Linked DNA regions of Homo sapiens: all the other regions are linked to region 1. A link is a contact called in ENCODE Hi-C or POLR2A ChIA-PET data. All regions are on one chromosome and are shown on one strand. Each heading gives the region's core, a stretch centred on a gene start or an enhancer-like site at or near the end of the contact. The rest is flanking DNA. Distances are from core to core; before and after follow the strand shown. Region 1 holds the start of FRAT2 (FRAT regulator of Wnt signaling pathway 2). Region 2 holds the start of LCOR (ligand dependent nuclear receptor corepressor). Region 3 overlaps LCOR (ligand dependent nuclear receptor corepressor). Region 4 overlaps SLIT1 (slit guidance ligand 1). Region 5 holds the start of MORN4 (MORN repeat containing 4).

Region 1 (5,775 bases), core at 2,173-4,672:
AGCACTTCTCTCTCTCAGAGCTCTCCAGAGAGGTGCCCCCAGAAAATGGAGCTGGTCTTCTGTAATGAATTCATCTCTGTAATGAATAGTATAATATCCAAGTCCCAGCATATTTACATAGCAATCTTCACACAAAAGCAACATTACAAAGGGAAGATTTTTTTTTTTTAAAGAATGCCATCTCAAAGCTCCATTTCCTATAGTACGAAGAACACTATTGGAATTACCCTGACAGGAAAACAAAAACAACTTCCAGGGATGCTGGGTGAGAGACAATAGTTAAACCAGACCCATTAATGTTTAAAATCAATGGAGCATAAAACTGCTTTTCTCTACTTACAGCCAGGCATCATCATACAGAAAGGAGGAAAACATTACCATTTTAACTCTACTGAAATCCGTAAGCCCTCCCCTAATTTTCATTCCTCTCGAAATTCTCCAGTAAGTACCATCGGAATGAAAATGAGAATCAGTCTCTCCGGGGGGAATGGCTTCCAGTCCTCATCAGTAAAGTGTGTGAACAGCCCTCGGGAGATGGAGGTGGGAGGCTGCCCACTGGGAAAGTCTCCATCACTCAAACCTGCAGAACTAGTTGCGGAGACTCACTGTGGGGCATGGGAGCCTCCGGGCTGACTTCAGTAAAGCCCTACACAATCCCAGGTCAGGGTAGACCTGAGGCAGAATTTAAGAAACCTGGCAAGTGCACAGAAGTAATACCCTCAGGGTACGTTTCACCTAGTGGGCTGCATGGGGGGGATCTTCAACATTATTATGTTAAATGCTCCCCAGGGGGGACTCGCTGGAATTGAGCCAGACCTCTGTTAGTAAACCGCTGGACCTAATCCTACATTTGTGTAATGCCTGACAACACCCGTTCCCATTATCTTATTTGATCCTGAAAACAATCCTCAGAGGGAGGCCAGGCAGGGATTATTTCTCCTATTTACAAGTGAAAACACTTGTAAACTGATTTGCCTGGAGTCCCACACCCAGGATGTGGCAGGAATGAGACTTGGATCTAGGTCTTTGTACAACCTGTTCTGGGTTCTTTTGACTTCACACAACAGACTGATCAAAACATTCCCAGCCCCACCCACTCCTCACAACCACCAGCTTAACCAGCAACTGGAAACTCACCAGACAGCTTGTGTTTATGCTACCCTCACACCTCTGTCCTAGTGAAGAAACACACCTTTGGCTGGCAAGCTCTCCAGGAAAAAATTAATTTCATGTCATCTCCTTGAAACAAAGACCAACATTAATCCCAGATGGATTTGAAAAAAAAATCAAGGCATTTGAAAAATCTAAAGAAAATAGAATGGAATATTTAATAACTTTCTGGCAGCAAGGAGACTCCAAATTTAGCATCGTGTTAGAAATTTCAAAGAGATTTTAAAATTTGCCTACATGAAAATTTGGTTTTAGTGGGGGAAAAAATGACTGTACAGAGCCAACAAAAGCCTGGAGACGTATTTGCGGCAAAATATGAAAAGGGTTAACATTTGGTATGTAAAGGAGTCATGCAAATACGTAAGAAACACTCCCTAGGAAAATCTTATTAGGAAATAGACAATTCATAAGAAAGGAAGTACAGTTTGTTAACAAACATTTAGAAAACTGCTCTACCTAACTGAAATCAAAGATATGCAAACTGAAGGGAGAAAATTTCCCTATATAATCCGCAAAAAAAAAAAAATTCAATAATACTCAAATACTAGTGAAGGTGTAATGATGTATGCTCAAGCATTAATGATGGTAGAGTACATTTACCTAACTCTTGGAAAGACACTTCCTGAACATTTATCAGTAAACCTTAAAATACCCAACTACTGTGACTTAAAATTCCACTCCTGGGAATATGCCCTAAGGAAAGAATCATCAATATCTTAAAGTGTCGCGCACAAAAATGTTAGTTACACACTTAACGATGGTGAAATTAGGCAAATGTTAAAAACATAGGCACTTGATGGAAACTTATGTAATCATTAAAATGTTTTCAAAGTGCATGCAATAACACGAAAAACGTTTATGATGTAAGGCAAAGTGGAAAAGTGTGTAACACTGTATGCATGTGTTTGTATACTACACTTTCATAGAACAAAGGCTAAAAAGGAAAAAAATTTAAATGTGAACCATGAGAGATTTTTTCCATCCCTTATATTTTTCTTTTTTTTTTTGAGACGGAGTCTCGCTTTGTTGCCCAGGCTGGAGTGCAGTGGCGTGATCTCGGCTCACTGCAACCTCCGCCTCCAGGGTTCAAACCATTCTCCTGCCTCAGTCTCCCGAGTAGCTGGGATTACAGGCGCCCGCCACCACGCCCGGCTAATTTTTGTATTTTTAGCAGAGATGGGGTTTCACCATGTTGGCCAGACTGGTCTGGAACTCCTGACCTCAGGTGATCCGCCCGCCTCGGCCTCCCAAAGTGTTGGGATCACAGGCATGAGCCACCCACCGCTCCTGGCCAATCCCCTATATTTCTATTTGAACCTTAAAAAAAAAAAAAGACCCTTCTTTAGCCGAGCGGCGGTGAGTCCTATTCTCATGATATGTCCGGGGGCTTGAAGACTGCGGGAGGGAAAGCCTCTGGGACCTCACCTCAGAGCGATTCTGCTCTGCTTCAAAGCGTCCCCTCTTAGGCCGGGCGCGGCGGCTGACGCCAGTAACCCCAACACTTTCGGAGGCCGAGGAGCGAGGACTCCTTGAGCCCAAGAGTTCGAGACCAGCCTGGGCAATATAGTGAGACCCCCCCCCCCCACCACCGTCTCTACAAAAAAAATTTTTTTAATTAGCCAGGCGTGGTGGCCGCGCCTGTGGTCCCAGCTGCTCCGGAGGCTTAAAGTGGGATGATTACTTAAGCCAGAGTTCGAGGCTGCAGTCAGCCGTGTTCGCGCCACTATACTTCAGCCTGGGCGACAGAGACCTTTTCTAAATAATAAATAAGTAAATAAGTAACGTGCCGCCTCTTCACTCCCAATTCCCTCCGCCTTTCCCCGCCCCGCCTCGTCGAAGCCGGACCCGCGGCGGCCCGCCCCTCCCCCACGACCAGGGCCGGGAACTGCGGGTGCGCGGGGCGGGAGTCGGGCGGGCTTAGGCGCGGCCGACACGTGGGGAGGGAGGCCGCGGCCCAGGAGGCGGGCCCGGAGTGGGTGTGGGTGTGTCCGTGCGTGGGAGAAACCAACCTCAGCCTCCTCCGAGGCGCCACGTTTCAGCACGGCTCGTTGGGCCCGGGAGGTCGGAAATCAGTCCCCACGCCCCGGACCCCCTCCTGGAGGGACAACGAACACAGGCGCGGGACGGCTTCGGTCACCGCCCGCGCCGCCCTTTGCCCCCGTGCCTGCTCGCGCGTCACCCCCGCCCCGGTGCGGTGGTAGGGCCCGGCGCGACGTCACCCATTGTTTACAAATCAACCCGAGCCGGCAGGATTCCGGCTCCAGCGGCTGCAGGCGCGTGGCTCGAGTGCCTGGCGGGCTCCGGCTTCCGCGTCCGCCCCTGCTCCGGCTTCGCCCGCAGCTCCGCGCCCGCGGGCAACCAAGCCCCCAGCGAAGCCCGCACAGCTCCGGGTGCCAGGACGGGGGGCCATGCCGTGCCGGAGGGAGGAGGAAGAGGAAGCCGGCGAGGAGGCGGAGGGGGAGGAAGAGGAGGACGACAGCTTCCTCCTGCTGCAGCAGTCGGTGACGCTGGGCAGCTCGGGCGAGGTGGACCGGCTGGTGGCCCAGATCGGCGAGACGCTGCAGCTGGACGCGGCGCAGGACAGCCCGGCCTCGCCGTGCGCGCCCCCGGGGGTGCCGCTGCGGGCCCCGGGGCCCCTGGCTGCGGCGGTGCCGGCGGACAAGGCCCGGCCCCCGGCGGTGCCGCTGCTGCTGCCGCCCGCTTCGGCTGAGACGGTGGGCCCGGCGCCCTCTGGGGCCCTGCGCTGCGCCCTAGGGGACCGCGGCCGCGTGCGCGGACGCGCTGCGCCCTACTGCGTGGCGGAGGTCGCCGCAGGCCCCAGCGCGCTGCCGGGGCCGTGCCGGCGAGGATGGCTCAGGGACGCGGTCACCTCCCGCCGCTTGCAGCAGCGCCGATGGACCCAAGCCGGGGCACGCGCCGGCGACGACGACCCGCATCGGCTCCTCCAGCAGCTCGTGCTCTCGGGAAACCTCATCAAGGAAGCCGTGCGGAGACTCCAACGAGCCGTCGCCGCGGTTGCAGCCACGGGCCCCGCAAGCGCCCCTGGGCCCGGGGGAGGCCGCAGCGGACCTGACCGCATTGCCCTGCAGCCCTCAGGCTCCTTGCTCTGACGCAGGCCTCCTGGAGGAGGAAGTGGAGGCCGCTGCGTAGACCCAACAGCGTCCAGTTCCTACTAACTCTGAGCTGAAGCCGACGTCGCCAGCCTGGGAGCGACCACTTTGGCTGCGGGGAGGCGCGTGGGGAGAGATCTCAACCAGAGAAGTTACCAGCCGCGGCGAGGCCGTCGGAGAAAACTTAAGCGTGGAGAAATGTATGCGCCAGGGTGCTTCCGTGGGGCATGAGAATTTCCCGGGCCATCCAAGCCCAAGGACCTGGGATAAACTGGGAGAACTATGGCAGCTACTTGCATCGACTTGTACCTCACTTAGCCCTTGGGGGCGTCGTGAGCTTGGATTGTTTAAGGAGGGCTCAGGGGTAGGAATCGCGATGGCTTTATAACAATACTTGAAAACTAACGACACGCATACATTTTCTTATTTTCTGGTGGAGGAGCTTAGTAAGTGGTGCTACAATTGCTGTGCAAAGAAATTCCAGAGGGGAGAAGAATGTAAAAGTTTGGTGGTGGGTGGCTTGGCATTGCCCCTTTTTCCCACCGATTCGGTGGCTGGTGAAGGTGGGAGATGTGAACTCCAATTAAGGGACTGGAGAGAGGTGAAGAATTTTGCAGGTGGGAGATTTGGATTTGAATGTGGACTTGTAAATGACTTGACCTTGCCATCTGTGTTCAAGGTCACGGTTTGCTGTGGGGTTCCTGGGAGAGCTTACTCACCCCGGAGTCTTTTCTTTCTCTTGCTCCAAGAAGAGCCCTGTTGGTGCTTTACCACCGCTTGGAGTCTCCCGAGGACACAAACAGGCAGAGAGGGACGTGTAGGGAGAGTTCTTTCCTGTTTTCTGTGCTTTCCTTTTTACAGGACTCCCGGAAGGCCACTCATGGCCATGCCAGGAGCTTTCTCAGAAACAGTCATAAACGATCTCTTGAGTCTCTTTCTTGTCCTCCCAGCTGAGCTTTCTTATTCCACCCTTTCTGGTGTCTATAGGAATGCATGAGAGACCCTGGACGTTTTTCTGCTCTCTTCTGGCCCTCCATGGAGTCATGGGCCTCGGCCTCGGCGGCTCCTCACCCTCACAATTTATTTCCTCCTCCCGTGCCAGCCCTTCTTTTGTGTCTGAAACCGGTTTTAAAATGTGACTCTCCCAGAGAAGAAGCCGCTGGCTGTATGAAACTTGACGGCGCTTTTGTAAGGTGCCACCCCCAAACTTTAAGGTAGCTAAACCAATTTTTAAAAGATTCAATGGCTTGTTCATCCTCCAGATGTAGCTATTGATGTACACTTCGCAACGGAGTGTCTGAAATTGTGGTGGTCCTGATTTATAGGATTTCATAATTAAAATGTCTGCTGAATAAATTTGGCTTTTGTTTTGGAGCACGGTTTGGCATTTTGGTGGAAGGTGGGAGAGGGGCAGAAAAGCATATGGGGATGTCCTTAATAAAGAGGGCACTTGGGCTAAACCGGGGGGGGGGGACCTGGACAAATGGTTTGGGCC
Region 2 (5,775 bases), core at 1,481-3,980, 500 kb after region 1:
TCGGGAGGCTGACGCAGAAGAACCGCTTGAACCTGGGAGGCGGAGGTTGCAGTGAGCCGAGATGGCGCCACTGCACTCCAGCCCGGGCAAAAGAGTGAAACTCCGTCTCAATAAAGAAAAAACAACAACAAAAACAAAAACAAAAACACATCTTGTCAAGCAGCAGTAACTAACCACTAACTAGCAATGACTGAAAAAATGGGGTCCTGAGGCAGGAGCCCAGGATTAAATGCAAAGAGAATTAGAATAAGATACACTAATTAAAACCATCTAAATTAAAGCAACATGGAACTCAGAAAATCTACAGGACAGGACTACATTATAAATTTAAAAATCTTTCAAAGACTAAAAAGCCCTGCTGAAAAAACCAATCACTAACAAATGTAAAACATACAAGAACTAAAAATTCTTCAAAACAATTCCAGCATTTGATACTAACCCACAATTCTGAAAACGCATTAATTTCATGCTTCTCAAAACCTGCTATATGCTCTCTTCTATGATAGTCCGAAATACCAAGTAATTCAAAAAGTACTTAAACCGACGTAACATTTTAGTACATGCATAATAATACTTTGAAAGAATAAAACAAGCAGAGATAGAGCAGAGTACAGGATAACTGATAGGCAAAAGGCTGTTTGTTTCCTGGAGGGCAGCACTGGTCTTGGATTGGCAGGAGGGGAATTTTAAAATATATTCATGAGACGAATTATACCAAAAAACTGACTCATGCCTTTATTATTTGCACAAGCATATGTTTGAAAATGCACTTTTAACCTTTGGACAACCAAACTGGTATCAGATACCTTAAAGCATTGTTGCCTATATTAATTTCGGTGTTACAGTCTAAATCCTTAACGAAACTCACGCTATACATTTTCGTAATGAAACCCTGTAGAAATGGAAAGGCGTATATTCTTTAAGTAAAGGTTACCTGATTTTTCACTTGTTTAAAGTTTCAATTTTGCTTTTTAATCTATTATCGAAAACATCCCTTGTGGGACATTGTAAAGGGCAGACCCTCCTGTCAAGCCAGAAGGCTCAAACACAAAGACACTGAGCTAACCAAGTGCTGTAATTCTTCCAAACTGAGCCTCTCCACACCCCCTCCACCCTTCCCCCCAACAGATATGTCTATTAAATCAGTGTCTGTTCTCCCCCTCGCACAACAAAGAGAACTTCTCACCGCATGAAATTGCCGCTGAATGGACACCAGAAAGCAGGATTTGCATAATTCCTTCCAACGAAACCCTGTCGGGAAGGAGGGAATGAGGGGCCCAAGCGAACGGATAGACTCTCCTAGATTCTGCCGGGAAAGACCTGGTTCCCAAGAATATTCCCCTGGGGGAGAAGGGGCTGGAATTCTGGGCCTCCCCGAGGACTGGGCGTGGGGGACAGCGGACGACGAGAGGGCATCTCCCCACACACCAGCAGCACCGAAGCAAAGACGGGGAAGTAACAATGCTGGAGGACAGGAGAGTCAGACACAAGGATGGACTGGGGCTAGGGGGCGGCGGGCGGAGCGGAGACACCACACGGGCCACTTACTTTTTGGAGGGGGGTTAAATATATGAGTTAAGCCCTTATGGTCCCGCCGGCCGCCGCACAGAGGGAAACGGGACCTTGGGAGAGAAAAACAGACAAAACACACAGTGTGAGAGGCGCAGCTCGGCCGCCCGGCCCCTCCCGGGGCGCCCCCGTCCGCGCTCCCTCCGGCCCGCAGGGAAAAAGCCACCCGAGGGCGGCCCAAGGTCCGGGAGGCGGGGGGCGGACGGGGCATTCGGGCGAGGCTGCGGCTCCGGCCAATCCCCGGGAGGGGACGAGAGCGACCCCCGCCGGGGCTCCTCGGTCGGACCCGGTCCCACCCCCTCCTCCCGCAGCACGACACCGAACACAAATACGCACACACCGACCCGTGCGTCGAGGATTAACTCCCCGGCCACCGCCGCCCGCTGAGGAAGTGCAGCCGCTGCCCCCCGCGGCCATGACACCCCACTTGGCTCGGTCAGGCGCACCCGGGGACTGTGACAGCTCCAGCTCCCTCCGCCCCCATCTCCACCTCACGCTTCGCACACGCCCGAGCGCCGGGCGCCCGCCTGCAGCCCGCCGCGCGTGCACGCAGACCCGGGGGCGCGCCCCGCGCGTGGGGGAGGGGTGGCGCAGGAGGAGGACGGCGGCGGCCACAGCGCGGGTGGGGGCCGAGCACGCCCGCGCCCCTCGCGCCTCCCCCAGTACAGCGGCAGCGCCGCGAGGCGAGTCGCCACAATAAGCCGGCGGCGGCGCCGGGGCGCCGGGCCTGGAGCGGGAGCAGGGGCGGGAGCGGGGAGGGAGGGGAGCGAGCAGGCGGGGATGGAGAGCGGGAGGGGGAGGAACCCGCGCTCCCGCCGAGAGCCAGCCCCGGGGAGGCGCGCGGAGGGGAGGGGCCGGCGCGCGCTCGGCCGAGCAGGGGAGCCCGCCTGGAGGTCGCGCGCGCTCACACTCCGGGGGGTGGGGGAAGGGGGGACGCTCGAGCCAAAGAGGGCGGGCGGGCCGGAGCAGCAATTGCCACTTCCCCAGCTTCCTCCCTGGTCTGGGGCGACCGGCGGCGGGGCGGCCGGAGGGGCGGCGGCGGTCGGCGGAGGGTCTCACCTACACAGTGAATGAGCTTGTGGCGCCACGAATCCAGTTCTTGCCGAAAGCCGCGTCTCTCAACGGAGCATTGCTGCCGCCTACACACCCTCGCCATCTTCTGCCGCCCGCCCGGCCCAGCCTCCGCCGCGGCCCCGCGCACGCCCAGCCGCGTCGCCCGGGGCCGCGCACGCACCCGCGGCCCGGGCGTCGCGCCTCCTGCCGGGGGCGGTGCGGGGGCAGGGCCGGCCTCACCTCACCGTGGCCCCGGCGTGGCCCGGGGGCGGCCTGGGCCCGCTCACCCGCCCCGCGCGCCGCCCGCCGGGCTGCGATCCCGCCGTCCTTCTACGCGGCTGCCGCCGCCTCTGGCCGCCCGGGACGGCGCCTTCCCACAGCCGGAAGTCAGTCCCGCTGGCCCCGCGCCGCCTTCGCACTGTCCCCCAAGGCCACGGCTGCCCCCGCCCTCCCCGGGGCTTTTTGTTTTTTACGCCAGCCCCATTTATCACTTCCAACCTGCCTATCGCCCGGCACCAACTGTTGCAAGTTCCGTAATAACTGCTGCTATGAACTTCTCCGTCGAAACTGCTCCTCCCCAGAGCCTGTTTAAGAAGCAGAAATAAGAATAAATTCCCGGATGCCGGTGGATGCACTGACCTCTAAGATTTTCAAAGGTGAAGTGGATACACGTTATTAAGTCATTGGGAGACATCGCCAACATTGGGAAACCTAGTAAAAAGTGGAAATCGAGCGTTTTAAATAAAAAAAAAAAAAGGTTTCTACTAGCAAGACTGATCGTAGGCGAACTTCTCAAGGAATTTTGGAATATTGTGCCAAAGTGAGAATATTTAATATTTCCAAAAGTAGACTTAACTAGGAATACTTAAAGCAGAGACTATTGGAAATGCTTTAATTTGGGATTTCAGGAAAGGGCTTGAAGAGAAATATTTTATATGAGCAAGCCTCTTGGAATAATTGAATCACCTTAATTTTGTCACTGTTACTTCGAAGAGAACGAGAAGAGAGAAGATGGGAAACGAAAGGAGAAAGGGAAAAGAAATGGGGTGGAAAGAAAAAAGCAGAAGAGATCGCCCTATACCAGTAGGCCTAGTACCCTAGGATTCTGGCCTCTTTCTCCCACCTTTGGTGTTTAAGATTAAGGACAGTGCATTCCTGCTTTTAGAAATTTAAATTTAAGTTTGAAGACTTAATTTTAATTACTGTAGTAGGTAAAGCAAAGTCGTTAAATACTTGACATCAGGATCCCATTGGAGTATTGATTTAGGTCTTTTCAAAGGTGGTGGTCCTGGTTCTCTGCACCAGCCACTGGCGGAATGGCGGAATGGTGTATCTACCAATGAACAGATGGACTGGGTGGGCCTCGGGTACGGGTGGCTTGAGATGCAAATGCAAGGGTAGGAAGGCACCTTCCCCCCCACCACTCCCAGCCCACCCCGCCAATCTTAAAACATTGATCTTTATAAAATTCGCAAACGTCCCACAGGATTTCATTGGCTTAAGAGTATTGTCAAATGAAGACGCCAGGAAGTATTGAGTTTCTGGGTACATAATACTGTCCTGAGTGTTGAAGGAAGAGGACTAATACGAGATTTTAAAAAATGGCTGTGGACAACCATCCTTCAGGTGTGATGGCAGGACATCTTGTATCACCTGAAACTTCCTTTTTTCGCCGCTAGGTGGTGGGTGTGAGTCTTTTGCGGCCTTTAAGTTTCTACGGTGTTTGGAGGAAATACGTTTCAGTTTCAAATAAATGAACAACGTGTAACTCTAAGATGAGTAAATAATCAATGTGTTTTCCAACCACCCCAAGTTAATTTGTTTAAAAAACAATCAAACCAAGGGTAATAATTCCTCGACATAATCTCTTAGTCCCAGACATATGGATTCAGAGAATCCTAGAGGCTTCAGAGATCAATTTTGTAACTTAAGATATGAAATTGGAAGCCCAGACAAGTAAGGTGATTTGACCAAGATTACATAGTTGCTGGGTAGAGAAAGGGCAACAAAAGCCAGGAGACAAGTTTCCCAATTTCCAATTTAATGCTAGTTTTACTACTCTACTCTGAGTTCCAATTTCTGCTTCACTTATTTTGAGTTGGGAACTAACTCATGGTTGACCTATCACAAAGACCTATTTGGAAGAAAGGATAGGGAGGCAATAGTAACAGCTAATATTCATTGAGCACCTATTATATGTTTATCATTGTTTCATTCCATCCAGATAATAATGCTATGAGTATATATTTACCACATTTTCCAAGTTAGGGACACAAGACTCAGATGAGTTAAATACATTTGTCAAGATCACATAGCTACCAAATTCTAACTAAGATCTCTGTGACTCTAAACCCCTCTAAATTGTCTTACAAGTAGAAAGTTGGCTTGGCGCGGTGGCTCACGCCTGTAATCTCTGCACTTTGGGAGGCTGAAGTGGGCAGATCACTTGAGGTCAGGAGTTCAAGACCAGCCTGGCCAACATGGTGAAACCCCGTCTCCACTAAAAATACAAAAATTAGCTAGGCATGGTGGTGGGCACCTGTAATCCCAGCTACTCAAGAGGCTGAGGCAGGAGAATCCGTTGAACCCAGGAAGTGGAGGTGGCAGTGAGCCGAGATCGTGCCACTGCACTCCAGCCTGGGCGACAGAGCTGAGACTCCATCTTGATAAATAAATAAATAATAAGTAAATAAATAAATAGTCTTACAAGTAGAAAATAGACTCTGCAACTGGAGGATTCACTTAACTCTACATGACATGTTCCGAGCACAGTTAAGCAGTTGGACATTCTGTGTTCCTATCACATGGCAGGCGGTGTCCCAGGCACCGAGGACATAGATAGATAAGACAGAATTTCTGACCTCTGTTGCTTTGGGCTACTGTTAAAGAGGGCCTTAGCTGTAAACTCTTACATTCTAGGGAGGGGCAGGTAATATAACATGGCAGTTAATAGGGTCTGAAGACAGCTGGGTTGGAATTCTGGCTCCATTTTTCAGTGGCTGTGTGACCTTGACATATTAACTTTTCTGGTCATTAATTTCCTCATGTGAAAAAGAGGATAATAATAGTCTGCAAGATGGGGTTTGTGTGAAAATGAAATGAAACTATTCACGTACAGTGCTAGCACATTCTTAGCATGAAATGAGCATCTGT
Region 3 (5,775 bases), core at 1,657-4,156, 360 kb after region 1:
TTATTTTTATTATACTAGACTGAATTAGATTAATAGTTTGAGGGGCAACTCAATTAACTAAGTCTGACTTCCTAAAAACTACAGTGGTGGCCTGTATTGTATTAAATCTTCTTTCTTACTGGCTTCCAAACAGTGGCTGATCTTAGCAGTCCTACTTCTACCTTTAGTAGAGAATTTTACTCACTAGCTGAGAAGCCATATCCCAAGTGCCAAAATGGTACTTTAAGTAAAAATAAATAGGCTCTGAATGAAAGCTTGAGGAATAGTTTTAGGGGTAAGTACATGAATTTTCTAACCACAACTTCTGTTGCTCAAAAGCCTTTATTCCTTAGTTCCTGATATGTTCCTGATGTTTCCAAGGTAGGTGACTATAAATAAGTGGGTGCCTTTTCAATGCATCAAAGAACATACTCCAAGTGCGTTTTGGCAATACACAAAAAAGGATGACAAAGGTCAGTGAAGAGGGTGAAGAAATATTATGGCATCTAATTGTAGAAAAACTGAAGAGATAAACGGTTCTTCCTAATTCAAGAAGCACAATCATTACCTAACTCTTCGCAAAAATTTTCTAGGTACCGCTTCATGCCTATAGCTGGGTTCTGGAAGCAAGCTTTAGTGCTTGGAATTAATGAGATGCCTGGGGTTGAATGACATCAAGGTATGCATGCAGTAAGAAGACAGAGTGCTATGAAGAAAGCTGAAGAAGCACTTTCCTCTAAAGTGATGCTCACACAGAATAAATGAGTAATAATTTAGTTCACAGGTATTATCTAACTTCCTTCATGATTGTGAGACTCTAATCTGCTGCTGTCCCATGTTTCAATAACTTAATAGCACCCCAATATCTTCATTACCCTTAACTAATGTAAGGTCTTCCAAAGGGCCATGCAGCCAGCCCTGAAGCAACAACCATGGCCATATGGCTCAAGCTAGTCCCCATTAGACAGCCACAGGTAGGTAGGAATGTATTTCACAACCTCATGGCAAGAGGCGGTGGTGTCTTCCATGCCACCACTAAGGCATGCTAAAGAAACATGTTCAGGATCCACTGAACTCTAACCTGGAACAATGTAATACAGCATGTGGATACTAAAAAACAGTAGCATCAGAGAGACTGACACAGGCTACACCAACCTTAAGGGACACTTAGAGCAGTAGTTTGTGGAAGCTCAGGAGAATGAAAAGAAAATAAACGTTTCTTTCCACAGAACTGCAAATGGCAACCTCCAGAGAAAATGGCATCAACAAAAAAGATCATTTGTATGTTTTCCTCATAAAAAGGATCAGGGACAACGTGTAAGAGCAGGTACCAGGGTATTCTTGTCAGCCTGTCACTGGCCAGCTCAAAACTACCCCACCTGGTTTGATTGCATTCTTTCCTGAAAATCCTAAGCCACTGTGCTTGGTAAAACTCAATTACACGGGGTCTTGTGTGTTTCGCTGTTGTTGCCTAGGCTGGAGTGCAATGGCGTGATCTTGGCTCACTGCAACCTCCACCTCCCGGGTTCAAGCAACCCTCCTGGCTCAGCCTCCCAAGTAGCTGGGATTACAGGCGCCCACCACCACGTCCGGCTAGCTTTTGTATTTTTAGTAGAGACAGGGTTTTGCCATGTTGGTCAGGCTGGTCTCGAACTCCTGACCTCAGGTGATCCACCTGCCTCAGCCTCCCAAAGTGCTGGGATTACAGGTGTGGGCCACCACTCCTGGCCAGAGTCTTGTATATTTATCCTATAATTTTTATCTTGTATTGACTTTGCCTTGTTTTTGTCTTAGCTTCCCAAGCAGATGTAAGCTACTTGAGTGCAGGGACCATGTTTCATGTTTTCCTGTTTTCTCTTAGCAAAAAAGAGGAGAGGGAAAAGGGACATCTAGGATGCTTCCTGAGTTTTCTTCCTGGGCAGCACCATTTACTGAGATAGGAATAAAGGTAACAAAGATAGTGGCTGGTGGTTGTTAGGCTGTGTATGTTTCTGAAGAGCTCTGTACTATACATATTAAGATATTTACATGATTCTGAACCTGAGATGTCTGGTAGGCAACTAGACACATAGGCATGATGAGCCCACCAACAGCTTCCCTTCGATCTGAGAGGCCTTCACATGAATACTAACCTTTGTCCAGGTGTCATTAAAAGGCCCTGTTATAACAGCTAACTTTACAATATAGCAATAAAATCAGTTTTGGCTGTGCCTCAAAGTTATCCAGCTTCCTACTTTTTTTTCTGGAATTTTTCTTAATAGCACATAAGTATTTATTTTATTATTTTATTTTGAGATAGAGTCTCCCTCTGTCGCCCAGGCTGGAGTGCAGTGACACAATCTTGGCTCACGGCAACCGCCACCTCCCGGGTTCAAGCAATTCTTGGGCCTCAGCCCCCCAAGTACCTGGGATTACAGGCATGTGCCACCACACCCAGCTAATTTTTGTATTTTTACTAGCGATGGGGTTTTACACCCTGTTGGCCAGGCTGGTCTTAAGCGCCTGACCTCAGGTGATCCACCAGCCTCGGCTTCCCAAAGTGCTGGGATTACAGGTGTGAGCCACAGCACCCGGCCAATAGCACCTAAATTTAGATGAATTTCACTTTATCATTTGAATATTTTAAAAATGAATCTCAACTTCCTGATATTTAATTCTATTACTATTTTTTTATGTTAAAAAATAGGTGTTAGCCAGTTTTTCCTGTTTTAAACAGCTTGTCTTTACTTTTGCTTCTAGTTATTCAATTTTTCCGAGACCTTAGATTTGTAACAAACCCTAAATATAGCACTTGCATTAACTTAGAATATTGTTGGGCAGCTAGTAGGGAAACCAGAGAGAGGCAATTTTCTGTTCTGCAAACCATTTCCTCAACTTGGCCTAAGGTCCAGGAAGCACTGTTTTAGTTCGGTGCAGATTATAGTCTGTATCATACGATGTCCTTCACATCTGACTAAATAAGGTCTTTATAAGAACAGTAATTCATAACAGATGTTGAAATGACTTGAGCTCATGCTAGTTCATGCTGCTTCTGCTCATCAAGAGGACTCTGTAATAGTCAAGTGAATTATTCGTTAATCAGAAATACCTGAAAACCACCACTAAAGCACAGTAAGATCCTAGGGATTGGTTAATGGGAGGAAGTACTCCCACTTCTCATAAAGGAAAAGAAAAAACTGGATTTCCAATACTTAAATTAGTTTTCAGTTTATCTCCTTGGTGAGAAACGGTGTGCATGACCTTGACCACTGTCTTCCTATCTTCAGTTCCATGCCCAATTGTTAAGGGTGTGGTAAAAGGATAAGATAATATTCATAAACCCTTTAAAAGCTACAGTTTAAGAATGATTGTTGTTTCATAACCCCATCTTTAATGATTTACTCAATATTTATCTACATCATAGGTTAGACACAGCTTAACTTGCCTACCAAGTCAATAACACAACATTTAATTTCTGATGGAAAGCATTCCTGTGGTTAATACTGGTGGGTGGGCAATGCTTATGTTATCTTAGAGTTAAAGATCAAGTGGAGAAGAGATTTGGCATGGAGGTGAAGTGACAAGTCTGAGAGTCTAGAATTTAGGAGTGATGAATTTAGGTATTTACTCTCTAACTACCAATAACTGCTTGATGAGCAAAGGCAATATCACTGATGACCAAAATACATTCTTCTTGACTGAAAAAAGATCAATAGCCACAGAGAATGATGTTTGGATAGGAGCTAATCTTAATAGCAGAAACAGGGAGTCCCAGGAAAACAGAAGGGGAAAGCAAGCTTTAGAGAGCTGACTATAGTCAAGGGTTGTAAATTACTATGGCTTGACTCTTTAAATAAAACAAAAATGCTTCCTCACCCCCTCTTCAAGGCATAACAAGTTATATTTTTTGCCAGACAATAATCTGAAATTGTGTCCCCTAGTTTACTCACTTCTTCTCCTTTAAGCACAGAAAGTATAAGTATAGTCAGGAGGGCCTGAAAAAATCTGCTGACAAGTCCTTGCTCTACACGGAGAAATTTATCTACTCTTGGCTATTTCACATCTGTTGTATCCTCCACACCTGAATATAAGGATATTCCAAGGTTATGACAAAGTTGTGTAGACATAATGGAGAAGGTTGGCATGGGGTGTGGAAATTTTATTTTTCCACTCTTTAGAAAGCCATAGGTGTACTTTAAAACCCCTGAACAAACTTTTCTTTCCACAGAACTGGCTTAGGAGAAGCAGTGAAAGGGTAGGCAAAAGTGAATACAGGAAAGTGAGAAATGAAGTTCATAAAAATCACAGGCTGTTAAATATGTGATTTCCAGGTGGTTGAAATCCAAATTATCTAAATTTGGATGTAGATAGAACCTAGATACAGAAAAAGCAATTTTCAAAATTGGGGTTAAATTATCCCCTTTCCCAGAGATCAGAATCATGGAGAATGGTGAGGGGTTGAAACCAGGATGTATCTCTTCACCCCTATAGAAGTCCCAGCCTCAGTGACACCATTGCTAATGGCAACATGGTATTTGTTCAAGTGTGTGGAGGTACTGATCTAAAGCAAAGGGCATGCAATCCCTTTGTAATTGCTAAGTTTACCATGTTCTTAACCACATTCACTAAAAGAGCAGAATAAAGGTTCAAAAATAATGAACTAATAATCGAAACTGGGGGAAAAATAGGTGTTTCAGAGGGAGCTTACTGGGCATGAAGCCATAGTTTGCTACCTTTCTGCATCTTAAGGCTTAATATCCCTAGATAAGGGACAGAGTAGATCTCCTAAATATCACAGAAGCACTTTAAGGCTTATATATTGTATCTCCTATTTTTCTTCATTTTAACTAGATTGTCAAATTTATTAAATTACAATAAAAAATATAACTATCAAGAAGATTCTCATGTTCATTCTTTAACATATTTTTACCCTACAGACAAATGTACCCAGGATGCCAAAATACAATCAGAAAGTTACTTGGAGAGCAGGAAGTCAGAGCAAGGGTCATTAAGCACAGCAGGTCAATGCCTCCATTTGCTCTCTGGAAATGTGATGGCCTCAGAAAACAGACATCTCTGACAAACTACTTCTGTGGTTTTTTTCCCCTACCAAATTGATTTTTGTTTCTAACTTCATCATCCTTGGTAAGACTATGCAAAATCTAACGTATATATGGTGTTAATTTTTTAAAAAAAGGGAGGGTTCAGAGGCAGTGAGAGATGTGAGATTTTGGACTGGATGACATACATTTAAAAATATTTTTAAAATATTTTTAATATTTTACCCCTTTACCTCATTGATACTCATAAGGTGAGCAGTAACACTAAATTTTTATTTTTTTAAGTATTTTTAAAGTGTGAGGATAAGCAAGGTATTTTATATTTATCATCCTCTCTGGGGTGCTATAAGAATTAATAGTCCTTTATAACTATTCCCCACCCCACCCCTCTCTAGAAACACTCAAGGCTACAGCTGGAGATGTTCTGGGGGTAGAACTGAACTAAGTATTAATAAAATCATCTGTACGTTCAAGTTTTTACTCAGGAATCTTGGAAGACAAAATGTAACTGAATGTGTAGGCACACATGCAGACGTAAGAGTTATAAGGCCTGTTATTTAGATACTCTATGCTAGATATTCTACCTCAATTTTTATTATTAGTTTCATCACTTCCCTTGCCTCCAATACACCATCCAGTTTTAACTACAAGGGTTGACTTTCTTTGGAAAATGCTATATTGTATATCTCTGCCCCTCGTTTCTCATTTTAGAGTCAGCGTCACATTATCCAGAATTGCCAACTTCCTAAAGCCCAAA
Region 4 (5,775 bases), core at 1,845-4,344, 300 kb after region 1:
CTCTGACACCCAATCAGCAGAAAGGAAGGCACAGATTTTTTGAATAGATGAATGAATCAATGAAGGGATGGTGTGGTATCGAGGGCTCGGATTTTGCGGCAGCCAGACCTGGGCTCAGACTCTGCATTGCCTTGGACCCACTTTATGATTCAAGCAAGGTGCCTAACGTCTCCAGACCTCAATAAAATGGAAATTCATCCACTTGTTCATTCATTCATTCAACTCATCTGTTTTGAGGGCTGCTGCGTGCCAGGCACTGCACTAGGCACTGGGCTCTATCAGTGAAAAAAAGAGGAGAAAAGAGGCCCAGGTCTCCATCCTCCTCATGCCTGCATTCTAGGGGCGATGCTGCACCCCTAACTGTACTGTTAAGGAGACAATGTCGATCCAGTGCCCGGAGTAGCAGGCACTCCGGGGATGGGATGGTGCGCGGCCATCCTCCTGTTCTACTTTGACCAGGTCCACTTTGAGTTTGAGGAGAAAGAGACCAACTCAAGACCTATTTTAACCTCAAAACTGCTCCAGGGGGCTTCATTCCTGGTGGCGGTGGTGGCTGGCGGGGAGGTGTAGTGCACAGACTTACTGATGGCCAAGGTACTGTCAGAGGGGTCTTCTGTTCTGAGAGGCCCCAGAGCATGGCCCTGACTGTAGGAGGCCCTACAGCGGCCCGTCCACCTCCCTGACAGGGGCTTCGTGCCTTCTTCCCTAGGCCAGGAGGAGGGGGGCTGCCTGCCCCGCCCACAGTGCCCACAGGAGTGCGCCTGCCTGGACACCGTGGTCCGATGCAGCAACAAGCACCTGCGGGCCCTGCCCAAGGGCATTCCCAAGAATGTCACAGAACTGTGAGTAGCTCAAGGCCTTGCCCCCTTCACGTGGGTCCACAGGACGGGGACAGTGGGGGCATTTCCTGAGGGGCTGGGGCCTAGCCATGGGAGGAGGAGGTGACCAAGAGCAGGCATTAGCTGACTAGGAGCTGGAGTTCGGGCTTTGCAGAAAACACTGCCTCCAGAAAGGCTTTGAGCTTCTCTCTGATTCTCCCTCTGCGGTCACCTGATGACCGCATGGCAGCGAGTGCTTCCTCCCTTTAAACTAAGCTCCGCCTTTAAAATGAGGAGAACCTTGCTTTCCCGCCTGTCATTGTCTCAGGCTCCTGTGTCATGAAGACACAAATGTGATTTTTGCACCAGCAGTGTAGTGTTCTTCACATGAATCTACTATGACCCAGATAACAAAACCCCTTTTGTTGGATATTTGTTTCCAATTTTTTTTTACTGTCATAAACAGCACCAGTGCTAACACCCCCTCACTGAAATCGCCAGTCAGAGAGCGGTGCGTTTTTAGGACTCTTGCTGCCTTTTGCCTGATGGTCTTCCAAGAAAATCTGTTTCCTTTGCACTCCCATTGACCATGTGAGAAGGTGGCCTTCTTGCTTCCCTGGGTCAGCACTGAGTATGGTGCTGAAATCCTGGCTGATTGGTATTTGGTATCTGAGCACATGTGGAGGATTGGACATAGATGCATTTGACAAACAGGAATGGAGAGCTGGGACTTCTTCAGCAGACACCTCCCAATGAAAGACTCTGGCCAGCTCCTGACCTCTGACCTCTTCCTGTGCTCTGGGGTTGATCCCTCCAGGCCTCCAAAGCTGAGCTTTTCTCCCCCCACCCCCAGGACCAGCGATGAGGCTTCTATTTGTTATTTCTTGCATTACCAGCAAGGCTGGCCTTTTCTTCACAAGCACATCAACCACTGCGGGCCTTTTCCTGGGCCTGGCCTGCCCCGTCTTCACCCTGTTTTCTACTGCAGAGTTAGTGTCCTACAAACCTCATGAGTCCTTGCTTTCTCCTTGGAGCCTCCTAGCAGCCCTGAGAATAATGGGATGGGTGGGGCAGCCTACCTTCTTTGACTGAAGATGGTGAAGTTCAGAGCCTGCGAAAATCTTTTAACTTCTCTAAACCTCAGTTTTGTCATCTGTGAAATGGGACTACTTGGGTATGTGGACGAGGACTGCCTCGAGGATCAAACGAGATGGGTGGGAAGTCAGTTTGTATGATGCAGAGCGAGGGGTAAGGATGAGCACAGCCCTCCTTTTGCTCCTCTCTGGGGCTTTGGGAAGTGGGGGAGAGCTGTCCTGCAGGCTGTAGTTAGTTGGGGGGTGGAGATCCTGTGCTGGAGCTCAGCTTGGCTCAGCTCCTGGCATTGGGCCACTGCTTAGCACCTTCAGGCTGGAGGCATGAATGGTCAACAATGAAGGGAAGAGGGGGAGGTTCAGAGCATCTTGAATCCCAAGCTCTATCCTGTAGAAATGGGAACCTTGGGAAGCTTCGGGCTTAGGAGGATTTCGGTGGGCTTGGTTTTAAGGACAGTGACTTGGATAGCAGTGAGTAGAGTGGAGGCCAGAAGGGAGGTCCAAGGTGCAGAGAACAGACAGAAGAGGCTGCAGCAGGAGCCCGGGCATGGGTGGTGGTGCACAGTCGGCGGGTGGCATGAGAGTGCAAGGAAAGCAAGCTGTGAGAGAGCAGCGGTGGCACTGGCTGCAGAGGGAGGAGGAGAAGCGACATCAGGGTGCGGAGCCTGGAAGGCAGGAAGGCAGAGGGGTGCTGATGGAATGAGGGGGAACTGGTTGGGCAGTCTGGCTGTGAATCAGCTTCACAGCCCATGCCAGCAGGTGGACAGGGGGCCCTGGGAGCTGGCAGGGCCCGGTAACGTGCAAATCAGATCTATTTGGCCAGGAAAGAGCAGAGCAGGGAGGGGAAGGCAGGGGCCCAGGGAGTGTCCATGGACAAGGAGGAGGCTGGGAGGGTGAGAAGGGAAGCGAGAAGGGAACCGAGAGAGGCCACGTGACTATTGGCTTTTTACCAAGTCCTCTGGGTGGCACCTCCCCAGATGGCTTCAACAACGTACATATTTTCTCCTCCCATAAGTGATTCTGGGCCCATCGTGTGGCCTATGTGGAGGAGAGGAAATGAGAGCGAAGTCCCTGGCTGCAGGGAAGGCTGTCCCCAGCATGGGGCACCACCAGAGGTGGAGATGGGCACTAACGCCGCTGTGTTCTCTCTGCAGCTATTTGGACGGGAACCAGTTCACGCTGGTTCCGGGACAGCTGTCTACCTTCAAGTACCTGCAGCTCGTGTAAGTATCCAGGCCGCTTGAGGACAGGAGGGCCTTTGGCATCTAACCATCAGGACTCCGGCTTTCCTGGAATTTCCTACGGACCTCACTTCTGGGCAGATCCTGCTTCTTTTCCTTTCCCTGCTCCCCTCTGGGAACAGCTGTGCCTAGAGCTGTTTTGCCACCTAGTGGCCACGATTGGCAATTACATAGTTCCAGGCCATGTTGGGTTGGACCTGCCTCCTCCTCCTGCCCACGCCGTCTCCCCAAAGCTCCCCCGTGAGGCTGGTCGTGACTGTTAAAAGGGTTATCCTGGTCGGGCGGGCACGGTGGCTCACACCTGTAATCCCAGCACTTTGGGAGGCTGAGGCGGACGGATAACCTCTCGAACTCATGTTGGAGTTCGAGACCAGCCTGATCAACATGGAGAAACCCCATCTTTCCTAAAAATACAAAATTAGCCGGGCATGGTGGCACATGCCTGTAATCCCAGCTACTCGGGAGGCTGAGGTAGGAGAATCGCTTGAACCCGGGAGGTGGAGGCTGCAGTGAGCCAAGATCGCACCATTGCACTCCAGCCTGGGCAACAAGAGCAAAACTCCGTCACACACACACACATACACACACACACACACACACACACACACACACACACACACACACACACACAAAGGGGGTTATTCTTGCAAGGTTAGGAGCCAAGGAGCCAGGAAAAGTGGAGGGTGATGGAAAGCTTCTCGGTCCAGCTCAGCTCTCAAACCAAGTATGAACTATGGCAGCTACAAATACATACCTGTAACTAAGTTTTTCTTCAGGCTACGCCTCTGCTTTTCTATTATTTCCACCTTTGACCCCTTCTACTCCATGAAAATATACAAAATAAGCCTCAGGATAATAAGTTCAGCTCCTTTTAGTTTTCTAGCCTACCTAGCTCCTCACTTCAATTGTCTTTATCTGCTCCTTGGCCAGATTCTACCAAAAAGAAGTCCAGAGAACATTCCACCTTAGTGTGATTTGGAGCAGTCCCACTCCAAGTGCAATCTACGGGCCCACATCAGTCCCAGAACTGTTTGTAATGGGTTTGTAATTAGATATGGCGCTTACACCAGAATCTAAATCAATGTATTGCTTCCTTTGTTGAGAAAGTCTTGCTATGGAAACAATGTTCGCGTAAACTAAGCTAGGTGTGGTGACCGGATCTTGGCCCAAGTTTCTTATTGTGGGTTGGTGAAATTTAGTTCAAGGACTGGCTACTTTGGGCGGCTCTGGCTTACAGAATTTTGAAGCTCCAATTTATCTGTCTTTGCTTAATGACCTGGCCAATGTGTGTTGAATGTTCCAATGGGAGGGGTGGAGAAGGGATGGAGTAGTGTGATTCAGTGGCTGGTGTCAGAGTGCTTTGAGCCAGTGAAACTGCCTCTTGGGGGCTGAAGTACCACCACCTCCTCATCACAGGGGAGGACCACAAAGTGTGTTGAACATTCAGTAGAGCACTTAAATGTATCTCCAAAGACAGTGGAATGATTTAGAATTAGATTAGAGGAACGTTCAGGAGGAGAAGATGAAGGCACGGCACATCGTTGCATTTTCTAAATGTTTCCTGAGCTGAGAGCGCATGAAGTGGGCAGACGTGAAGGCCCCGAAGTCATGGCCCCCTCTCCAGACTGTCATGGTTTAGGGAGGATGCAGGGGAGGGGAGGGAGCGCATAAAGTCGTGTGGGTGATAAGGGTTCCAACAGAGGTCAATGCTGATTAGGGCTGTGGCTCAAGGAGGATGTGATCAACTCAGGGAGGCGGCTTGCGGGGAGGGCATCTTGGAACACGAGCTGGAGTTCATTGGTGGGCAGAGGGAATAAGCTGTCTGGGGCCACAGAGTGTAGTCTGCTCAGAGAACTTCAAGAAGCTTAGTGAATCCTAAGCCTGGGAAGTCTTCGGAGCAGGGAGCAGAGGGAGGGAGGGGCAGGGGCTAGACCCAGGAGTGCCGACAGGTGGCCAGCTAGAGGGCCTGGAGTCCACATGCTAGGCACATGGGTGCCACTGTGGGGTTTCGTCAGCTTTGTGTCATAGAGAAATTGCTCTGGTGCCACCCTCATGGCAGATGGATCAAAAGGGGCAAAGCAGTGGGTGAGAGATGAGGTCAGAATCCCAGGCAGGAGCCAGAGAGAGAGGACGCTGGCTCAGGAGGAGGGCACGGTGCGAGAGGTGACCAGGGCCACCAGCCAGGGGCGGATCAGATGGGTGGGATGAGAGGGCAGATGTGTGGGCAGGCAGCATTATGGAGCTGGAGCCTGGGGGATGGGGCGTGGTAGGGAGAACAAGATGCGGGCGGAGTTTGAGTATCTGTGGGCATCAGGAGGAGGAGTTCATGAGAGGACAGGCTGGGGCCATGGGGAGGGGGGCACTGTCAGCACAGGGGCGTCCCCGAGGGCACCCAGATTGGACTAAACAGGGCACAGATGGGCTTTAGCAATCCCCATGCCTCTGGGCTGAGTACAAAGGAAGCTTCTACCAGAGACTGAGGAGGCACAGCCAAAGGCCCCCAAAGACAGTCGGGAGCGGAGGAAAGCGGGTGGCGGGAGTTTTGAGAAGAGAAGAGAGATCAGTTGTGTCAGATGCCACAGGTGACTCGGAGAGGCCATGGCAGCAACCTGGGCTTGTGGCCAG
Region 5 (5,775 bases), core at 899-3,398, 300 kb before region 1:
AAAGGCCATAAGAGTAACAATCATGGCTTTTCAAGCCTGACAGAACCTAGCATCATGCTGTACTCACATTGTTTAAGAAATAAACATATGGATACACAGATTGATGTGAGTGGTATTTGGGAAGATTTGCTCCAATCTTGGCACTATATTTTATTTATTTATTTATTTATCTAGTGAACCAGAAATAAAATTATAAGCCCCCCAATCAAATGAATGGCCTCCTCTTCTGGGCCAAGGGCATTCCTAAATTAACCTGAAAAACTATTTGAGGCCATGATGAGAAGTGGGAGTCAGACATGCCTCATTATTTTCTCCTGCTTTTGGAATTCAGGACCAGCATTTAACATTAAAGCAGAGATCTTAAGGTTGACACAGCAGACTCTTTGTAGCAATGATACCAACATTGACAGATAGCAGGCCCCATCTGTCATGATAGCAGGCAAAGGTGTCTTTTATGGTGAAAATCTACATTCTGTAGAAAATCCCCTTCCCTTTCCAGGTCTTTTTCCTGATCCAGGGGAGAACTAACTAAGAGTCTGATACCTTTCTAAATCTGATAATAAACACTGGCCAGCCTTGGTGGCTCACACGTGTAATCCTAGCACTTTGGGAGGCAGAGATGGGAGGATCACTTGAGCCCAGGAGTTCAATACCAGCCTGGGCAACATGACAAAACACCATCTCTACAAAAAATACAAAAATAAGCCAGGCATAGTGGAATGAACCAGTAGTCTCAGCTACTTAGGAGGCTGAGGTGGGAGGATAACTTGAGCCTGGGAGGTCAAGGCTGCAGTAAGCCGTGATCCAGCTACTGCACTCCAGACTGGGTGACAGAGGGAGACCCTGTCTCAAAACAAAAAAAAAAATAAAGAAACATTTACAATCTATGCTCTCTGGAGCCTGCTACCTGTAGCCTTCTCTGCATAATAAAAACCTTGATTTCCACAATTCCTTGTGTGTGTGTGTGTGTGTGTGTGTGTGTGTGTGTGCGTGCATATCTTAGTAACAATTCCTTAACTTAACCCAGACATTCCCTTCTGTGGGTTCCAGGTCTTTAAACTCTTTCAACCAATTGTCAATCAGGACATCTTTGAATCCACCTACATCCTGGAACTTGCCACCCCCACCCCCACTTTCGGGACCAAGCCAATGTATATTTTACATGTATTGATTGATGTCTTACGTCTCCCTAAAATGTATAAAATCAAGTGGTGTCCCGACTATTTTGGACACACATTCTTAGGACCTTCTAAGGCTGTGTCACGGGCATGTCCTTAACATTGGCAAAATAAACTCCTAAATTGATTGAGACCTGTCTCAGATACTTTTTGGTTTGCAATTTATTTATTTGAGACAGGGTCTTGCTAGGTCGCCCAGGCTGGGGTACAGTGGCAGAATCATGGCTTATTGCAGCCTCAACCTCCTGGGCTCAAGGGATCCTCCCACCTCAGCCTCCTGAGTAGCTGTGACTACAGGCACCCACCACTAGGCTGGGTAATTTTTTTCTTCTGTAGATACGGAGTCTCCCTGCGTTGCCCAGGCTGATCTAGAACTCTTGGGCTCAAGCCTCCCGCACTCCTGAGCTCAAGCCGCGGCCTCCCGAAGTGCTGGGATTACAGATGTGAGCCACTGCGCCTGGCCAGGTACTATATTTTAAACAAAAAGGATCTAGATAATGACAAGGACAGCACAAATTCCTATAATGAATGCAAAAGTGTCTTGATATCACAATGTCTAGCACAGAGTTATTGGAGGCTATCCTGCCTAGCGCGTTACAATTTACAAAGCTGCCTCTCTGAAGCTGGATTTAGGATCTGCCTTAAACTCCGCGGCGGGGCCCTTGACAGCAGTGGGGACTGGAGCAAGATCAGAGCCGCTCGCGTTGATGGTCACTGTTGCTTCGGGCGCAGGTTTGGTTTTCTTTGGGGTTGCCATTTCAACTAGACGGCCTCTGGGTAGGCCAGATCTGGATCCTCTGTCTTTATCTGCGTTGCAGAGGTGGGACCACCCCTCTTTCACATAGTCAGCCCGGGTTCGCAAACACTCGGCCCCGCACAAAGATGGCGTGGAGCCGGGCTGGGCCAATGCGGAGTGGCGTTGCTCCCGGTTGCCTAGGTAACAGCCAATGGGCAGCGGGAATTGTACCCAGTGCGGTCGCCCAGGATGGCGGCGTCAAGTGGGGCAATCGCTGGTGGAGGTGGCGGAGAGCAAGGTGGCAGCCGGGAGCCCATCAGAGGAAAAGTCCGAGGCGCTGGAACCCTGCGTCCAGGCGTGACGGTCATCCCGAAAGGCCGGCCCCAGGTTGGCTGGAGGCGCAGGAGGGAGGGGGCCGGGAAAGAGTGTGATCGGTCAGGTGGGCACTGAGGAACGGAGCACGAGATGACCCGGCTCGGGGGCGCGGCTCCACCTCGGATACGCTGACCTGAGGGCGGTTGCCTGTGGGGGACCCAAACCTGAACCCTTTAGTCTCCACCGCGGGGGTCGAGGCCCGGGAGAGCTGACTGGACTGGGGTTAGCGAGCAGAGGGTGGAGGGTTGCATCAGGGGAATTGGCAGACCTGTGTGAGCGTTAGACCCTGCCGGGCGGGAGAGCGGGCCCGGATAGCAGGAAGGAACGCGCCTGGAAGGTGAAAATGGGGTGCGAGAAGGTGTTGCCTTGTTGTGGTCTAGGGCTTTGTTTTCCCTGAGCCCGCCTTTATCTCACTGGTGGAGAGAACTCCCACATATGGAAGCCTGGGGAATGGGATGCTTCATTTAGTTGATGGGTGGTATCCCTGCATTCTAGCATCTCTGAACTGCTTAGGTACCAGCAGGAATAACTGCTATATCGGAGTCCAGCCCTGGCATTCCCTTTCCCGTGAAATAGGATAGTATTCTGGCAGTATTACTCCCTAGTCCCAATCACCCCCAGGTCATCATCGCCTTTAAATAAAAAAAAAAAAAAATCTTTTTGGCGCCAGTATTTTCTTCCCACTTTCTTCAATCTAACCATCCCACAGTCTTCCCTAAACGAACCCTTCATATAGCAACGATACATTTCTTTACTTTTCACATGAGGAAAGAGGAGGTTAGACTTATAATGAAAAACAGTTATTTCGAGCTCCTTTTAAAACACTTAAAAAAAAATATTTAGGCCGGGCGCGGTGGCTCACGCCTGTAATCCCAACACTTTGGGAGGCCGAGGCGGGTGGATCACGAAGTCAGGAGTTCAAAACTAGCTTGGCCAAGATGGTGAAACCTCGTCTCTACTAAAAATACAAAAATTAGCCAAGCATGGTGGCACGTGCCTGTAATCCCAACTACCCAGGAGGCTGAGGCAGGAGAATTGCTTGAACCTGGGAGGCGGCGGTTGCAGTGAGCCAAGATCCTGCCACTGCACTCCAGCATGGGGGACAGAGCAAGACTCCGTCTCAAAAAAAAAAAAAAAAAAAAAAAAGGGGAGTATTATTTGACTTTTTGTTCTAGGTTCCTAACAAGGCTAATCTTTGTTCATCAAAGCCTTCATTTTCTTCTCTTTAGGATTCTAAAAGCTTATGAACTGCTTTCTTTATTACTGAAATAATTTGACAAGACTATTGTACCCTGGGAAGGGTGGTTCTGGGGGGACATGTGGGTAGTTAGGGTGGCTGCCTCCACCCAGTATTCTCTAACTGGATCTCCCCCACCGCCCCAACCTTTTGTTTTGTTTTGCTTTTCTTTTCTTTTTTTTGAGACAAGGTCTGGCTCTGTTGCCCAGGCTGGAGTACAGGTGTGGTGCAGTCACTGCTCACCCCGGCAGCCTCAAATTGTGGGCTCAAGCAATCCTCCTACCTCAGCCTCCTGAGTAGCTGGGACTACAGGCATGCACCACCACACCCAGCAAATTTTTGTATTGTTTTGTAGAGATGAGGTCTCACTACGTTTCCCAGCTTGGTATTGAACTCCTGGGCTCAAGCGATCCTCTTGCTTCAGCCTCCCAACGTGCTGGGATTACAGGAGTGAGCCATCATGCCTGGCCCTTTTTCCTCTTTATGTCAGTTTTTTTTTTTTTAATCCTCTTAAATTGGACACAGTTTACTGTGAATACAAAAATGTTGTTTAATACGTTGATTTCTTAAAATTAGAAAACGATAAAAAGAACGGAAACAAAAATTCTCGTTATTGCCTCAGAGTTCTGTTTGGAAATAAGAAAATAATAATAATTAAAAAGAAATGTCTGGGACAAAAGAAAATGAAGATACCAGGAATATGGTATATAGTGCAGACTAATAGTGTGTTGGTTTACAGGGACAGAATAGTAATTTTCTTTTATGTAAATGTTTGGACTGATCCTTTGCAACCCATCTATCAGGAGTGCAGAAAGGGTGAGTGTCTGTTTAGAAGTGTGAATCATCTTGGTTTGTGACTGGATTCCATGGGTGTATCTGTAGCCTAAACTCCTGAGCCATATATTCTCTTTAAAAATATGATTTGGATAACTGATAGAAATACTGATTTGCATCCCTTATTAAAGTATTGGGCCAGACATGGTGGCTCCCACCTGTAATCCTAGCACTTTGGAAGGCTGAAGCAGGCAGATCACTTGATCCCAGGAGTTCAAGACCAGCATGGGCAACGTGGTAAAACCCTGTCTCTACCAAAAAATGCAAAAATTAGCTGGGTGTCGTGGCATGCTCCTGTAGTCCCAGCTACTCAGGAGGCTAAGGTGGGAGGATGGCTTGGGCCCAGGAGGCAGAGGTTGCAGTGGCTGAGATGACGCCACTGCACTCCAGCTTGGATGACAGAGCCAGACTGCCTCAAAAAAAAAAAAGTATTGGGCTTTCAGTCTTCATCGGCACTGACTATACTTTGTTAAACTAGGTTTGTCTCAATGACCATGGTTACTGGTGAAATTCCTTTTTAGGTCAGTAGCTGTAAAGCTATTCATTAGCATGGTTAATTATAAAAGTCATAAAATCCAGACACTGTCCCAAATAGTGACAATATCAACTATTTGGGCACATGTGACAGTTTCTAGCCAAATGTATTCAACCATGGCCTGAGACTCATGGATTCTACACACATTCCCTTTCATTAGCACTTCTGACTGTGGTCTTGGCAATGGACATCATTTTGGCAAGCATTTGCTGAAGGGAATTTGCTATATGTGCCTAAGTCAAAATGGAATGGAAGTTTGTAGTATGTACTGTTGAAAACCAATGGGAGAGGATGGTGGGAGGGTTAGGTTGAAACATGGTATTCCAGTTATTATTGCTGTATAACAAAGTACCCCAGAATTTAGCAGCTTAAAACACCCATACTGTGGCCAGGCGCGGTGGCTCATGCCTGTAATCCCAGCACTTTGGGAGGTTGAGGAGGGCGGATCATGAGATCAGGAGATCAAGACCATCCTGGCTAACACAGTGAAACCTCATCTCTACTAAAAATACAAAAAATTAGCCGGGGCCGGGCACAGTGGCTCATGCCTGTAATCCCAGCACTTCGGGAGGCTGAGGCAGGCGGATCACAAGGTCAGGAGATCGAGACCATCCTGGCTAACATGGTGAAACCCCGTCTCCACTAAAAATACAAAAAAAAATTAGCTGGGCATGGTGGCGGGCGCCTGTAGTCCCAGCTACTGGGGAGGCTGAGGCAGGAGAATGGCGAGAACCTGGGAGGCAGAGCTTGCAGTAAGCTGAGATCGTGCCACTGAACTCCAGCCTGGGAGACAGCAAGACTCCGTCTCAAAAAAAAAAAAAAAAAAATTAGCTGGGCGTGGTGGCGAGCACCTGTAGTCCCAGCTACTCAGGAAGCTAAG

Evidence for each region. A loop is a pair of places that touch in the nucleus more often than their neighbours do. ChIA-PET counts read pairs that join two places held with the same protein, here RNA polymerase II (POLR2A). Pooled maps may share reads with other maps.
Region 2: a loop to region 1 is called in a map of CD4-positive, alpha-beta T cell, with 7 times the contacts of the local background. The contact joins the promoter of LCOR here to the promoter of FRAT2 in region 1. A Hi-C loop is called at or near these places in 3 of 168 maps with a recorded cell type or tissue (CD4-positive, alpha-beta T cell, gastrocnemius medialis and naive thymus-derived CD4-positive, alpha-beta T cell), 2 of 37 single-sample maps with no recorded cell type and 20 of 50 pooled maps.
Region 3: a pooled map shows a loop between it and region 1 (2.1-fold over the local background). The contact joins the enhancer-like site here to the promoter of FRAT2 in region 1. A Hi-C loop is called at or near these places in 1 of 37 single-sample maps with no recorded cell type and 2 of 50 pooled maps. POLR2A ChIA-PET finds 5 or more read pairs at or near these places in 1 of 52 experiments (activated CD4-positive, alpha-beta T cell).
Region 4: a map of mammary epithelial cell shows a loop between it and region 1 (6-fold over the local background). The contact joins the enhancer-like site here to the promoter of FRAT2 in region 1. A Hi-C loop is called at or near these places in 1 of 168 maps with a recorded cell type or tissue (mammary epithelial cell) and 5 of 50 pooled maps. POLR2A ChIA-PET finds 5 or more read pairs at or near these places in 1 of 52 experiments (OCI-LY7).
Region 5: a map of CD4-positive, alpha-beta T cell shows a loop between it and region 1 (4-fold over the local background). The contact joins the promoter of MORN4 here to the promoter of FRAT2 in region 1. A Hi-C loop is called at or near these places in 5 of 168 maps with a recorded cell type or tissue (CD4-positive, alpha-beta T cell, CD8-positive, alpha-beta T cell and naive thymus-derived CD4-positive, alpha-beta T cell), 3 of 37 single-sample maps with no recorded cell type and 14 of 50 pooled maps. POLR2A ChIA-PET finds 5 or more read pairs at or near these places in 3 of 52 experiments (GM10248, RWPE1 and activated B cell).

The regions. Positions count from the first base shown.
Region 1 is chr10:97,332,376-97,338,150 of GRCh38, reverse strand. It overlaps FRAT2 (FRAT regulator of Wnt signaling pathway 2), which reads left to right and starts at 3,422. Exons shown (of 1, transcript NM_012083.3): 1 at 3,422-5,654. The coding sequence starts at 3,579. The coding sequence ends at 4,280. It overlaps LOC105378448 (a long non-coding RNA gene), which reads right to left and starts at 3,305. Exons shown (of 2, transcript NR_188201.1): 1 at 3,180-3,305. RefSeq lists enhancers at 748-1,266, 3,804-4,711 and silencers at 2,854-3,203, 3,334-3,483, 3,574-3,723, 4,064-4,193, 4,204-4,253.
Region 2 is chr10:96,829,253-96,835,027 of GRCh38, reverse strand. LCOR (ligand dependent nuclear receptor corepressor) reads right to left here and starts at 2,730. Exons shown (of 8, transcript NM_001346516.2): 1 at 2,629-2,730; 2 at 1,549-1,622. It overlaps LOC102723665 (a long non-coding RNA gene), which reads left to right and starts at 2,570. Exons shown (of 1, transcript NR_135921.1): 1 at 2,570-4,396. RefSeq lists enhancers at 777-1,490, 1,491-2,206, 2,207-2,921, silencers at 1,668-1,907, 1,948-2,007, 2,048-2,767, 2,778-2,827, 2,848-3,147 and a cis regulatory region at 4,183-4,382.
Region 3 is chr10:96,971,667-96,977,441 of GRCh38, reverse strand. All of the region lies in intron 7 of LCOR (ligand dependent nuclear receptor corepressor), which reads right to left. Among named protein-coding and RNA genes, the nearest start is that of SLIT1-AS1, 130 kb to the left of the region's middle. Within about 2 kb of position 2,906, at least 2 of the 41 ENCODE cell types and tissues checked have a DNase peak (open chromatin) inside an H3K27ac peak, as active enhancers do.
Region 4 is chr10:97,035,055-97,040,829 of GRCh38, reverse strand. It overlaps SLIT1 (slit guidance ligand 1), which reads left to right. Exons shown (of 37, transcript NM_003061.3): 21 at 710-842; 22 at 3,064-3,132. Among named protein-coding and RNA genes, the nearest start is that of SLIT1-AS1, 65 kb to the left of the region's middle. RefSeq lists an enhancer at 2,248-2,748. Within about 2 kb of position 3,094, at least 4 of the 41 ENCODE cell types and tissues checked have a DNase peak (open chromatin) inside an H3K27ac peak, as active enhancers do.
Region 5 is chr10:97,629,873-97,635,647 of GRCh38, reverse strand. It overlaps MORN4 (MORN repeat containing 4), which reads left to right and starts at 2,148. Exons shown (of 5, transcript NM_178832.4): 1 at 2,148-2,301. RefSeq lists an enhancer at 1,795-1,884.